Linked DNA regions of Homo sapiens: region 1 is linked to region 2. The links are chromatin contacts, found by Hi-C or POLR2A ChIA-PET in ENCODE. All regions are on one chromosome and are shown on one strand. The core of a region is the stretch at or near the end of the contact, and the rest is flanking DNA. Distances in the headings are between cores, read along the strand shown. Region 1 holds the start of ERICH3 (glutamate rich 3). Region 2 holds the start of LRRC53 (leucine rich repeat containing 53).

Region 1 (6,164 bases), core at 415-2,914, 160 kb before region 2:
TATTGGGCTAGCATCATATTTTTTTTTTTTTCTTGGAATGGCTCTGGTCACTCAGGTCCAAAACCTGTAATGGTATAGAATATCTGGCTTCTCTGGCAATTTATAGGGGCCACGGAAAAGTAAATCAACTTGTAATTGTTAAAGGCATTTGTAGGCTGAAATCAGATAGATCTGGATTTGAATCCTAGTTTTTCCCATTGGAAGCCACTGTAGATGTCAGAAAAAATAACTAATTTCTTTATGTATTAGTTTTGATAGCTATGAAATGGAGAAAAAAACCTGTCTCATAAAATGAAGATGAGGATTAAATGAGATAGTAAATGCTCAATAAAAGGCTGAGGAGAGCATTTAGTAACAACTCGTTACAAATGCCACCACTCAAGAGTTTCCTTTTTTCCCTTCACTCATGCTGCAAACATTTATTAAACTGTTGCTTCCTTCTGAGAATATAGAAAAATGGAATAGATGTACAAAATGAAATGGAGGAGCTTGCATTTGAGTAGAAAAGGCAGCATCTACTTCAGCAAGTGTTATACAGGGGGTAAGCACAAAACAGGCATATCCCAGCCGAGTGGCCCCCTGAGGCCAGAGTCATTAGCACACCTGAGGATGTCAAAGAGGAAGTGTTTAAGCTAAGTGTTACAGGATGAATAGAAGTTTTCCAAGTAGTCAAGGGTGAAAGTATGTTTCCACTAGAGGGATAGCGCAAGAGTTTGGTTTTGCTAGAGTTTAAGGTAGTGGAGAAAGTGGTCACACAGGCTCGGGAAAGACACTGGGGCCAGGTGATGAGGGCCCCTGAATGTCACACTAAGGAGTTTGAACTCTGTCATACTCAGTGGGTCTTTACCACGTGAGGAAAAGCAGAATGACGTTAATGAGGTGATGCTCTTCCCACCTCTAAATGTGGCTGACCCAGAATAGAGACCCTAGAAAGCTCAGTCACCACTGATGCGTCCAACCCTTCACTTATACATGAGGAACCTGAGGCCAGAGATCAAGTCATTCTGCAAAACACCTGACCAAGCATGAACAAAACAAGAATAGGTTATCTAAGTCTAGTGCTTAAACTTCCTCCACATTCAGATCCTCCTTTAAATCCAGGCTGCTTCATCTAAGCCCTGCATTCCATGTACTGGATTCCAATGTAAGTACTGTTTCTGGGTGCTTTACTGAATAACTGCGTCTCCCCCATCTTCTGAAAGCCAGCTCTGTCAGCCCTGCCCACTGGAAGTGGGGACCTCAGCTAGGAAGAAGGATAGGGGTTTTCCAAGGAGAAAATGAGTCGATTGTAATGCCTTACAGATGCAGAAACAAATTCAAAACCCAAAACAGATTGAGAGACGTCCTTCTTTCCCTCAAATTTGCAATCGCTGTTTTAGCACTGGAAACCACCGCATCACGCAGTAGCTGCTCCCTGCTCTTATTACCCTCAGCCGCTACCCAGTCCTTCCTTCCCCAGGGCCTAGCAGGAAGCACGCCAGCCAAAATGTGTGGGTGTGCCTGTGTGTGTGCACGAGTGTGTTTGTGTTTTCATGTTACAGATACCTGGGGAACTCGCGCCCTAGAGCAACAGAGCAGGGGCTTGCTTGGGTCTCCTCCCTATCAGGGCCCAGAAAAAGGGGTAGAAGCTGGCTTCACTTCCAGCTTCCGCAGGCTCGGTTCCAGTAGCGCCTCCGCTTCTCCAGACCCTGGGCGCTTGCCTCTCTCCTCCCTTAGCAACAGGGAAGCTGTGGATACCAACGGAGGGTGGGAGCCCGGGAGGCTGCGGGTAGCCCGGGCGCCCAGGGGCGGCGGCGGCCCAGCCCAGGTGCCCGCGCACAGGGGACCTCGGTGCGGAGCCACCCCTCGAGCGCGACTGTCGCAGCGCCAGCGCGCACGGGGCCCCACGCACCCACCCTCCGCACCTGCCGCGGGGTCCAAAAGGGATCCTGCAAAAATGAGCCATTCTCACCCCGCTGGGTAAGTGACAACTGGAGCTTTTCCACGCTGTGGCAGGTGGCGGCTTCAGCCAGCTGCCCCTCCTCCTCCCTCCTGCTGCGGAGGGAAGGGGCGAGAGGGGAGCGAGGGGGAGGGCTGGGGAGAGGAAAATATATACGAATTCTGGGTTGCAGCGAGGATGGCAGAAATCCCAGGCATCATGTCTCCTCCCTCCCCTTCTTCGTTTCTTTCACCCACGTTCGCCCCTTTTGAAATTTTCACCCTGGAAGGATTAAAAAATGGAAGTGAAAAACGCATACATTAAGCAAGGACCTTCGCTGGGATCAAGAAGATCCTGTGGTGTGGAACATGTGTGTTTAGATGCAAAAGAAGAGGTTACCAAAATAAGAATTCGTTTGGAGATTTGAGAATGAGAGATGCATTCTCACCTTAGCTTACATATAAGCGAGGTGTGAGTTCATTCAGTATTGAAAGATGTTTCATTGGGAAAAGGGGGTATTATTTCAGGGATTTTTTTCTGCCCAATCTCAAAAGGACCATAAGGGTCTTTAAAAAGTATTTTAATAAAGGAAGGTTATATGGCACAGGAAAAGAGAGGGAGGAGTTGTGTGCCTGTGTATTTACTCATGATCTTCAGTTGCTTTAGGTAGGTGAACCCCTTAGATAACCTATTTTGGCAATTTTCAATGTATTCTAGAAAGAACACCGTCATTATTGGCTGTTGCAAAAAAAAAAAGTTTCTTTTTTTATTGGAAGGGAGAATATCCAATTTCCTCCTGAATTAAACAATGTAATGCATATTAGACGATTTTTTATTATGATACATCTAGTAAGAAGATAAATATCCTAGTCAATCTTGCAATTAAATTGAAGGCACTTTCCTTTTTAATTGCATTTATTGCACATTTTTAGGAGCAGCAAATTAGCAGAGGACAACATATTTGAGATCATTTGGAGTTTGTGATGTTTGAAGTACCACATTAGTCGTTGTGTTGGAACTTATACCCAAACTTCAAGATTTTACTTTTTAATGAATTCTCTGAGTGTAATGGCGTAAATGAAAATGTTTGAAAAAACTAAAGCCATATAAGGTGCCACGTTGGAAATCAGTTTCAGAACTTTTAGAAAAGTGATATAGCTATGATTACATAAACTTTTTGTTTTATCTCAAGTTGAATTTAATTTAGGTACTTTTTAACATTTTGATGCTGAACTCCTGTGCAATTTTTAGTTATCTGTGGGTCATGTAAGATGCTACGTAAGATGCAAATAGCACTATTTTTCAGCAGCTGATGTTTGCAGTATGTTTGCATTTGGGAAAATAAATATGTCAGTCATGGTTGTCTTCCTATGTTTTTCAAGTTTTTGGCTAGTTAGAATCTGATTAGACCATTTAATAATCTATTTTAAAATGTGAGAAAAATGTAGCTATTGATTAAACTGTGCATGATTAAGATTTCAGAAACTGAAGTCAAATTTTTCTGAAGTTCCATTAGTTCCAAGCCTATGGGGAAAAGGGAAATTTGTGATTTAATGCAAGAGTATGTTTCATGGTACTCTTCAGGAAAGGTGTTAAGATGGCAACAAATACTTTGCACTTAAATGGTAAGCTCCTGAAAAGTAGGCACCATATTGTATTAATTTCTCTGATCCCTTCACTTAGGACAGTGTTCAGAACAAAATAAAACTCAACAAATGTGTGCTGAATAAATGGTATTGCCGGATGGTGCATCCAATCTAGAGATGCATGTATTCGGAAATGAAAATTGTGTTAGAACTAAATATTTATTATGTGCATACGATGTGCCAGGCTCCATTCTAGTGTTTTATATGAACTACCTTATTAAATCTTCCCACTCATGCTGGTTTTTAGTTACCCTCATTTTTACAGATAAGGAATTTGAGGACTTATTGGGGGAACCCGCCCCCAATATTTCAACATAGATTCTTTATATTTTCCATGAGTGTCGGCCAGCTGAGAAATAAAGAGAGACAGTATAAAGAGAGGAATTTTACAGCTGGGCCACCAGGGTGACATCACATATTGGTAGGACTGTGATGCCCACCTGAGTCTCAAACCAGCAAGTTTTTTATTAAGGGTTTCAAAAGGGAAGGGGGTGTAATAACAGACAGTAGGTACAAAGATCATATGCTTCAAAGGGCAAAAAGCAGAACAAAGATCAAATGCTTCTGAGGGAACAGGACAAAGGGCAAAAGCAGAACTACTGATAAGGGTCCAACAAAGATCACAAGGCAAAGGGCAAAAGCAGAACTACTGATAAAGGTCCAACAAAGATCACAAGGTAAAGGACAAAAACAGAGCTAATGATAAGGGTCCAACAAAGATCACAAGGCAAAGGGCAAAAGCAGAACTACTGATAAGGGTCTATGTTCAGTGGTGCACATATTGTCTTGATAAACGTCTTAAACAACAGAAAACAGGGTTTGAGAGCAGAGAAATGGTCTGACCACAAATTTACCAGGGCGGAGATTTTCCCCCACCCTAGTAAGCCTGAGGGTACTGCAGGAGACCAGGGCTTATATCAGTCCTTATCTCAACCGCATAAGACAGACACTCCCAGAGCAGCTGTTTATAGACCTCCTCCCAGGAATGCATTCCTTTCCCAGGGTATTAATATTAATATTCCTTGCTAGGAAAAGAATTTAGCAATCTCTCTCCTACTTGCATGTCCATTTGTAGGCTCTCTACAAGAAGAAAAATATGGCTTTTTGCCCAACCCCACAGGCAGTCAGACCTTATGGTTGTCTTCCCTTGTTCCCTAAAAATCGCTGTTATTCTGTTCTTTTTCAAGGTGCACTGATTTCATATTGTTCAAACACACATGTTTTACATCAATTTGTATAGTTAACAAAATTATCACAGTGGTCCTGACGTGATGTACATCCTCAGCTTACGAAGATAACAGGATTAAGAGATTAAAGTAAAGACAGGCATAAGAAATTATAAAAGTATTATTTGGGAACTGATAAATGTTCATGAAATCGTCACAATTTATGTTCCTCTGCTGTGGCTCCACCTAGTCTGTCTGTTCGGGGTCCCTGACTTCCTGCAACAAGGACTGAGAAGTTTCTAGAGGTAGCATTGCTAGGAAGGGTAAGGGCTGGAATACAAAGCCAGACAATATAGGATCAGAGTCATTTCTCTTCACCATCACACTATGTTGCCTCACATGGTCAACAACTGAGATGTGCAGGAGCCTAAATATATAAAAATTTGTGTTGGATCAGACCAACATCTGATAGAGGATGGCTGCATGTAAGTATCTAGTATTTTGATAGATGATTAGAGGCTAATTTCGTAATAGTGTGTGTGTATACATTTTTTGGTTGTAATTTATCAAAAGTAAATGAAAACAATAAGCACAAATACAACAAATCTAAATGTCTTAAAATTCACCCAAGAACAAAATTATTTGAATTGCTAAAGTTTTTCCTCAAATAAAAGTAGTGACTTTTTCTTGCTTATGTTACCATTTGGAAATAATAAAAGTTTCAGTAGCAAATAAAAGGTTTCATTAAAGCTGAGAAGGCTTTTCTATCATTACTGAAGCAGTTTGTACTTGTTACATTTTAAGGGTAAAATGGTAACAAAGTGCAGTTATACACTAAAACAAAAATTTTAAATCCCTCAAATGCCACCAATCAATAAATGATGTCCTGATTCCTTCTCTTAGTGCTTCCTTTGATTTCCATTGCTTACTTAATTACAGCATGAAGCACTTGATGTAAAAATTGCAAAGGGCCTGTGCCGGCTTTGTTCAGATAGAGTTAGGAGTAAATAAAAATGGTTTTTAAAACTTCTGCCAAAGATAATAGAGATTTTGAATCTGAGCTGCATCATAATTTCGTAGAAGTCAACTATAAAATACCATTTCCAGCATTGCTATCTTGAATGAAATTGTTTTAGAGTGGAAAATTACAATTGATTGTCCTTCTAGTTTGCTAAATCTCACTCATGTTGCTATTTATGTGTGTGTTTGTGGGTTGTGCATGAGTTCTAGAGGTGGAATGGTGGTTTTATATCCCTCAGTCATGCATGAGGATAAAATGATATGTCTCTTCTGGCTCAAGTTGGCTTTCTGTGTAAAAGATACACTTGGCTGTAAATAGAGATAGTTGCACTCATCTGTAAATTTTCTTTGAGGAAGGAAGAATGAGAAGCATTATAGCTCATGACAAGAAAAAAAATGCAGAAGACATATGTT
Region 2 (5,790 bases), core at 2,597-5,096:
TTTACTGTGACACCTCATGCCTTGTATTGTACGGATTTGATATTGCCTTCCTGACTCAACTATTCTCATCTTAAGTCAGAAACCATGTCTTATTTTTCCTTTATTTTCATCATTTAGCAACATATCTAGAAATTATGAATCCCTTCCCCATCCAAGTAAATAGTGATTGAGCAGATGAGTGAACAAACAAATGGATAGCAACATTCATTGAGTAGTCTTCAACATTAGTCAAAATTTTTTTTCCTGGCTAATGGGAAATTTCAGAACAGAAATAAATGACCATATTTTTAAAAATTTTGAAATACCAGAGTTATTATCAATAAGAACAGGGATGATTTGCACTTCAGACCTACATTCTCAGCCTAGTTCCAACTCAAAGATCCACAGAAGATGGCTTCACCAGTAAGTTGATTGTCCTTTCCTTCCCCTCTAGTGAGGCTCCTAAAGACATCAGTACTACTCTCTCCATTTACATTTTCTGCAAAGGCAAGTCCCTTCTTCTCAACTGAGTCAGACATCAGAACCTTGAAGGCAGCCAGGAGGTAAACTGGCACTATGGGGCATTAGGTTGGCAGGTGTAAGTATAGTCCTTTTAATAACTAATGATCTCCAGTCTAAAGAAATAGCCAATTTAGGAAGACTAGGCTTCTGAAGAGAAAAACCTCAGATTTCCCTTAGCTTTTATCATACTTATTTTTTGACCTACTTGAATGTCATTGCCAGATTCAGCTTTTAGTTATTTCCATCAGTGTTCAGTCTCCATCCCTCACCTGTTGTGTCTGCCCACCTCAAACCATGATCCCCTTAGTTTGACTACATCGGATGTCAGCCACCTGCCCACCCTGAGTTATGTCTGACCTCAATTACTTGCAATCTCTTCCTGACTTCTGCCCTAATTAGACTTGTGCCTCTTGTAAAACTGGTTGCCAACAGCAACCATCAGAGAAACTTCAGTCAAATAGCACACCCTTTCCTAGTATCATTTCTATATGTATTGGCATGATAAAACGTTAGAATTTCACCTTAACTTTGGTTAACCATATATTTATTTTCTGACAAAGCACCAAAAAATGTCTTTCAAGTCTCATACTGGGTTAGGTGTGGGTTTTCCGCATAGTCCCAAATGATGAAGGAAAAATAACATGACTATGACCCTCAGGAAGGGCACTGACCTAACATTCAGTCTGGAGTTTGTTTTCTTCCTAAGCTCTATGAAGTTATGTCATCCTCTGTATTCATTTCCTAGGGCTGCCATAAGAAAGTTCCAAACACCTGAAGGCTTCAAACAACAGAAATGTATTCTTTCACTGTTATGCAGGTTAAAAGTCCAGAGTCAAGGTGTTGGCAAGGTTGGTTCTTTCTGAAGGAATATTCTGAGGAAAATTCTGTGCCCATGTCCTAGTTTCTGGTGAGGGCTACGATCCTTATATTCCTTGGCTTCTAGGTAGAGCACTTCAGTCCCTGCCTCCATCATCTTCACATGCCATTCTTCTGCGTGTCTTTGTGCTCTTCTTATAAAGACACAAGTCATCTTGAATTAAGGGCCCACCCTACTCCAGTATAAACTCCTATGAACTTCTCACATCTGCAACAACCCTGTTTCCAAATAGGGTCACATTTTGAGGTACCAGGGTCTGAGACTTCAACATATCTTTTTGGGGGATACAATTCAACCCACAATACCCCTTCACATTTTTACCACAGTCTTGATCTTGTTTTTTATCATGAGTTCCAAACAGAATTTCTTATGGTGTCCTAAAAAGAGCACACATGGCTTTGGGATTAGATAGACTGGAGTCAATCCCAGCTTCCCCCCTTACTATCTCAGAAGATGTTTCCTGTTTTGACCAGTTTTCCCATCTTCAAAATGGAGATAATATCTACCTAGCAAATAATTGGGGATATTATATTAATAATATGTGTACTAGTACATAGTAGGTTCTCAATAAATTCTATCAAGACTTTTCTTCTTAAGTGAATAATTGTTAGATAGTAGAGAACAACAGCAATTTCTATTAAAATGGACCTTTTCATTAATGCTCCCCTTTTTACTTAAATGCTTCCTCTCGATAAGGAACTTCTGTGCAAGTGTATACACAATCACACAAATTGCCAAAAGCATCACAAAGCGCTTTCAGCTTGTCAGCTTGTAAGCCTCTGACAAATACATAGAATTGTGTGAAAACGCTTTAAAACAATTGCTCCTAGCATTTTGGTCAGAATGTATTTATTAGACCGTATCTTATACTTGATTGTGAAAATAAACAAGGACATAAATGATCTGGCTTTAAATGCTCTATAAAATCTGCATTACAAGACTCTATGATTCATAAAGGAAGCTTCTATTTTGGTGTGCCTGGGTAAATTTGGCTATGCAAACTTCGAATAGCCTTTGAATTGAAAAACGCAGTTATCGTTTACTGGCTGACAACCTTTTCAAGGGAGAGAGAGGCAGGCACTGTACAACCAAAGATAACTTTACTTAATTAGTTTTTGGAAGATTATTTACTCCCCTTAGTCTATAGAAAAACAAAGGTCTGTCAGCACCAGATGCATCTGAGCTTTGCAGATGCGGTTGTGGCTTCTTGAAATCTTTAAAGATTCATCTAAAATATGCTTTCAGGTCTCCTTTTTGTGAAACTTTGACAGGATAATAGAATTAGATTTGCTGAAATTCACTAAACTGTAAAGTAATGTGTCATCAGCTTCACTTACTTTCCAAAAAATATTTCTCTCTGGTAATGCTCATCAATCTAGCTTTTCAACCCCTAAACATGAAACTCTGAAACAAAAAGGATGACTCCATCAGTTACGCAAGTGACAAGATGTTAAACATTTAACACTCCCACATAGTAGCGCCAGCTGCCTCTGGATGAAGCAGATTTGCTTAGGTTTGGCATAGAGAAAAAAAGGAAGACAAAGAGAAGAAAAATGAAAGGAAGAGGAACTCCTCTTGCAGTGAGAATGCAAAGTTCTCTGCAGATGTGCAGGAGTCTGAAGTGGGATGTGCCTTCTGCACAAACCTTTTCTTCTGAGGGAACATTGCAAAGACAGTCATCATCAGGTTCTCAACTCCTACTACCAGTGCCCCTGCATCCCCAACATTTCATGGACTCACTCTGATAAGAACACCTAGTGCACTGGATTAAAATAATGAAAGGACAGGGACTCAGTAAATTTCCACATCCCGGTATAATTTCTCAATAAATATCAGCTGAATAAACGAACTAGGAAAGCACACGTGGACCTCTGGGTCATTCGGACTCTTTCTCCACAACCATTTCCTCATCTTAGGCACCTACCTCTGCTGTAATCTCAGGCCAGTGAAACAGTATCGACTGAGCAAGCTGTGTGCTAGGTTGATTCTAACAACAGAATCCCTTGACTTTGTTAACAGCCCCAAACTGGCATCAACTTTAAAGAGTCAAGACTATTTTCCTCTTTAAGTGTCTTATCAAGAGGAATGTTAGTGAAAGGGCAAAAGTCGTCTATAGTTTTCCACGGTGAGCCATTTACCCGGATGAGGGACAGAAAAGGCCAGCTTTAGGTGATCACATAGTGACCCCATCATAAGGCTTGTTAACAGAGAAGTTTTCCTTGTAGAGTGAGGCATGCTGCAGGGGGTGCCCATTTTGAAGAATACAGTATGAAGCTCCCAACAGTGAAGACAGAATGGTATAAATAGCAACCCGTCAGTGGTAGGTGTTTGTTCTTTCACTCAGTGGACTTCTGATGAGTAACTACCATGTGCCAGGCGTTATTCCAGGCACTAAAGGATGAAGCCAGGAGGGGGTGGTGTGGGAGTGGAGATGCATATAAAGAGGAATAAGGCATATGGCTGAGATGCTGGACAGTTAACTCAGTAGGTCTCAGATTCATCATCCACCTTTTAATGTAGAGATTCACAAACTACAAGCTGTGAGACCTTTGGGTAAGTTAATTTCTTTCTTTTGGTGTTTTTGTTATGATGGCTGGATTTTTACACCTTTATTTCTCTTTCCTCACCATTTAAAGAGACAGACTTATAAACAGATGATCATGTGGGTGATGTCATCAGTACAGGAATGTCATCAGTGCAGGAATAGTTGAGTGCCATGAGCCACCCTGCAGTGTTGCCTGTTTTGCACAGTTCTAGGGGCCAATCTTGGGTTCAAGGTGGAGCTCTACTGTGTCTATGTCACTCATGTCTCATCTAGATTACCATATTATCCCTAGCTCCATGTTTGAGTCTGTACAATCACTGACAGTAAACACAGCTGCAGAAATCATGCCCCTTTATGGTCCCTCACAGGTTCGAGTCATGCCCCAGGGCTATTTCAATAAAGACTGGTGGCTGCTATATCCAGTCCCATCCAGATCTTTTCATGCTCACTGCCTGAATGAAGAGAAGAGTCTGAGGTCTCAGTGACTGGAAGGGAAGCTGCATGAAGGAAAGCTGCCCTCTTCCTTCCGATTTTCCTTGGGTACTGAACTTACTTGACTCCATGTTCTTTTATTTCTACTTCTATTGACTTTAGATCCTCATCTATAGCTTCTGCTCTACCCACACTCAACCCTTTGCTGTTCCCAAATGTACTGTGCAGGTTCCCACTTTCCTGCCTTTGTCCCTGTTGCTTCCCTTTCCTAGTACACTCTTTCTTCCTTTCTCTGCTTGGTTAACTCTGCCAAACTCAAGTGAAACGGGATGGCTTTTGGGAAGCCTACCTTGACTCTTCTCAGGCTCACAGGGCTTCCTACACATGGCTCAGTACTTATCTTCCTGTGTGTTTCTCTGACCTCCTCCCTTAAACTGTGAATTCCCCCAGGACTGAAGAGATCTCTAATCCATCATTGGGTGTCCAATATTTACTACATGATTCAATATATAAGAGCTGCTTAATAAATGATAGATAAATGCATATCCAATGGAATTAGATCAGTGAAGAGGCTAGCGTAATAGGGAAAATGACACATACATTTGTGTTTTCCACCTGTAAGTAATATATTGTTAATTCTTTAAATAAAGAAAATAAGAGTGAATTACTTGAGGTCAGGAGTTCGAGACCAGGAGTTCGAGGCCAACATGGCAAAACCCTATCTCTACTAAAAATACAAAAATTAGCAGGGTGTAGTGACGTGTGCCTGTAGTCCCAGCTACTCGGGAGCCTGAGGCACGAGAATTGCTTGAACCCGGGAGGCAGAGGTTGTGGTGAGCCGAGATCGCACCATTGCACTCCAGCCTGGGCAATAAGAGCGAAATTCCATCTCGGAAAAAAAAAAAATAGGCCGGGCACGGTAGCTCACGCCTGTAATCCCAGCACTTTGGGAGGCCAAGGCGGATGGATCACCTGAGGTGATCACCAGGAGTTCCAGACCAGCCTGGCCAACATGGTGAAACTCTGTTTCTACTAAAGATACAAACATTAGCTGGGCATGGTGGCAGACGCCTGTAATTCCAGCTACTTGGGAGGCTGAGGCAGGAGAATCACTTGAACCTGGGAGGCAGAGGTTGCAGTGAGCCAAGATCGCACCATTGTACTCCAGCCTGGGGGACAAGAGTGAGACTTCGTCTCAAAAAAGAAAAAAAGCATATTCAGTTTGCTAAAACTCTTTATACAAGAATACAAGACTAGCTATCAAAATACTGGGCCTCTCTGGGTAGGGGCAGACACAGTGCTGTGTACCTAGAGGGAAATCAACACACATTTGTGAGCTAGTTGATTAATTCCATGAACTTTTCAATGCTAGCCATATTTAATTAAACTTTATATACTGTTCAAGATCCTATATATGTCTTTCCCAAAGAGAAAC

The links. Hi-C counts contacts between places; a loop is a spot of excess contacts on that map. ChIA-PET counts read pairs that join two places held with the same protein, here RNA polymerase II (POLR2A). Pooled maps may share reads with other maps.
Region 1: a map of dorsolateral prefrontal cortex shows a loop between it and region 2 (15-fold over the local background). The contact joins the promoter of ERICH3 here to the promoter of LRRC53 in region 2. A Hi-C loop is called at or near these places in 9 of 168 maps with a recorded cell type or tissue (Caco-2, GM12878, HCT116 and 6 more), 31 of 37 single-sample maps with no recorded cell type and 17 of 50 pooled maps. POLR2A ChIA-PET finds 5 or more read pairs at or near these places in 1 of 52 experiments (OCI-LY7).

What each region holds. Positions count from the first base shown.
Region 1 is chr1:74,669,292-74,675,455 of GRCh38, reverse strand. It overlaps ERICH3 (glutamate rich 3), which reads left to right and starts at 1,664. Exons shown (of 15, transcript NM_001002912.5): 1 at 1,664-1,959. The coding sequence starts at 1,937.
Region 2 is chr1:74,510,667-74,516,456 of GRCh38, reverse strand. It overlaps LRRC53 (leucine rich repeat containing 53), which reads left to right and starts at 3,846. Exons shown (of 5, transcript NM_001382280.1): 1 at 3,846-3,931. The region is part of intron 25 of FPGT-TNNI3K (FPGT-TNNI3K readthrough); the gene reads right to left. All of the region lies in intron 23 of TNNI3K (TNNI3 interacting kinase), which reads right to left.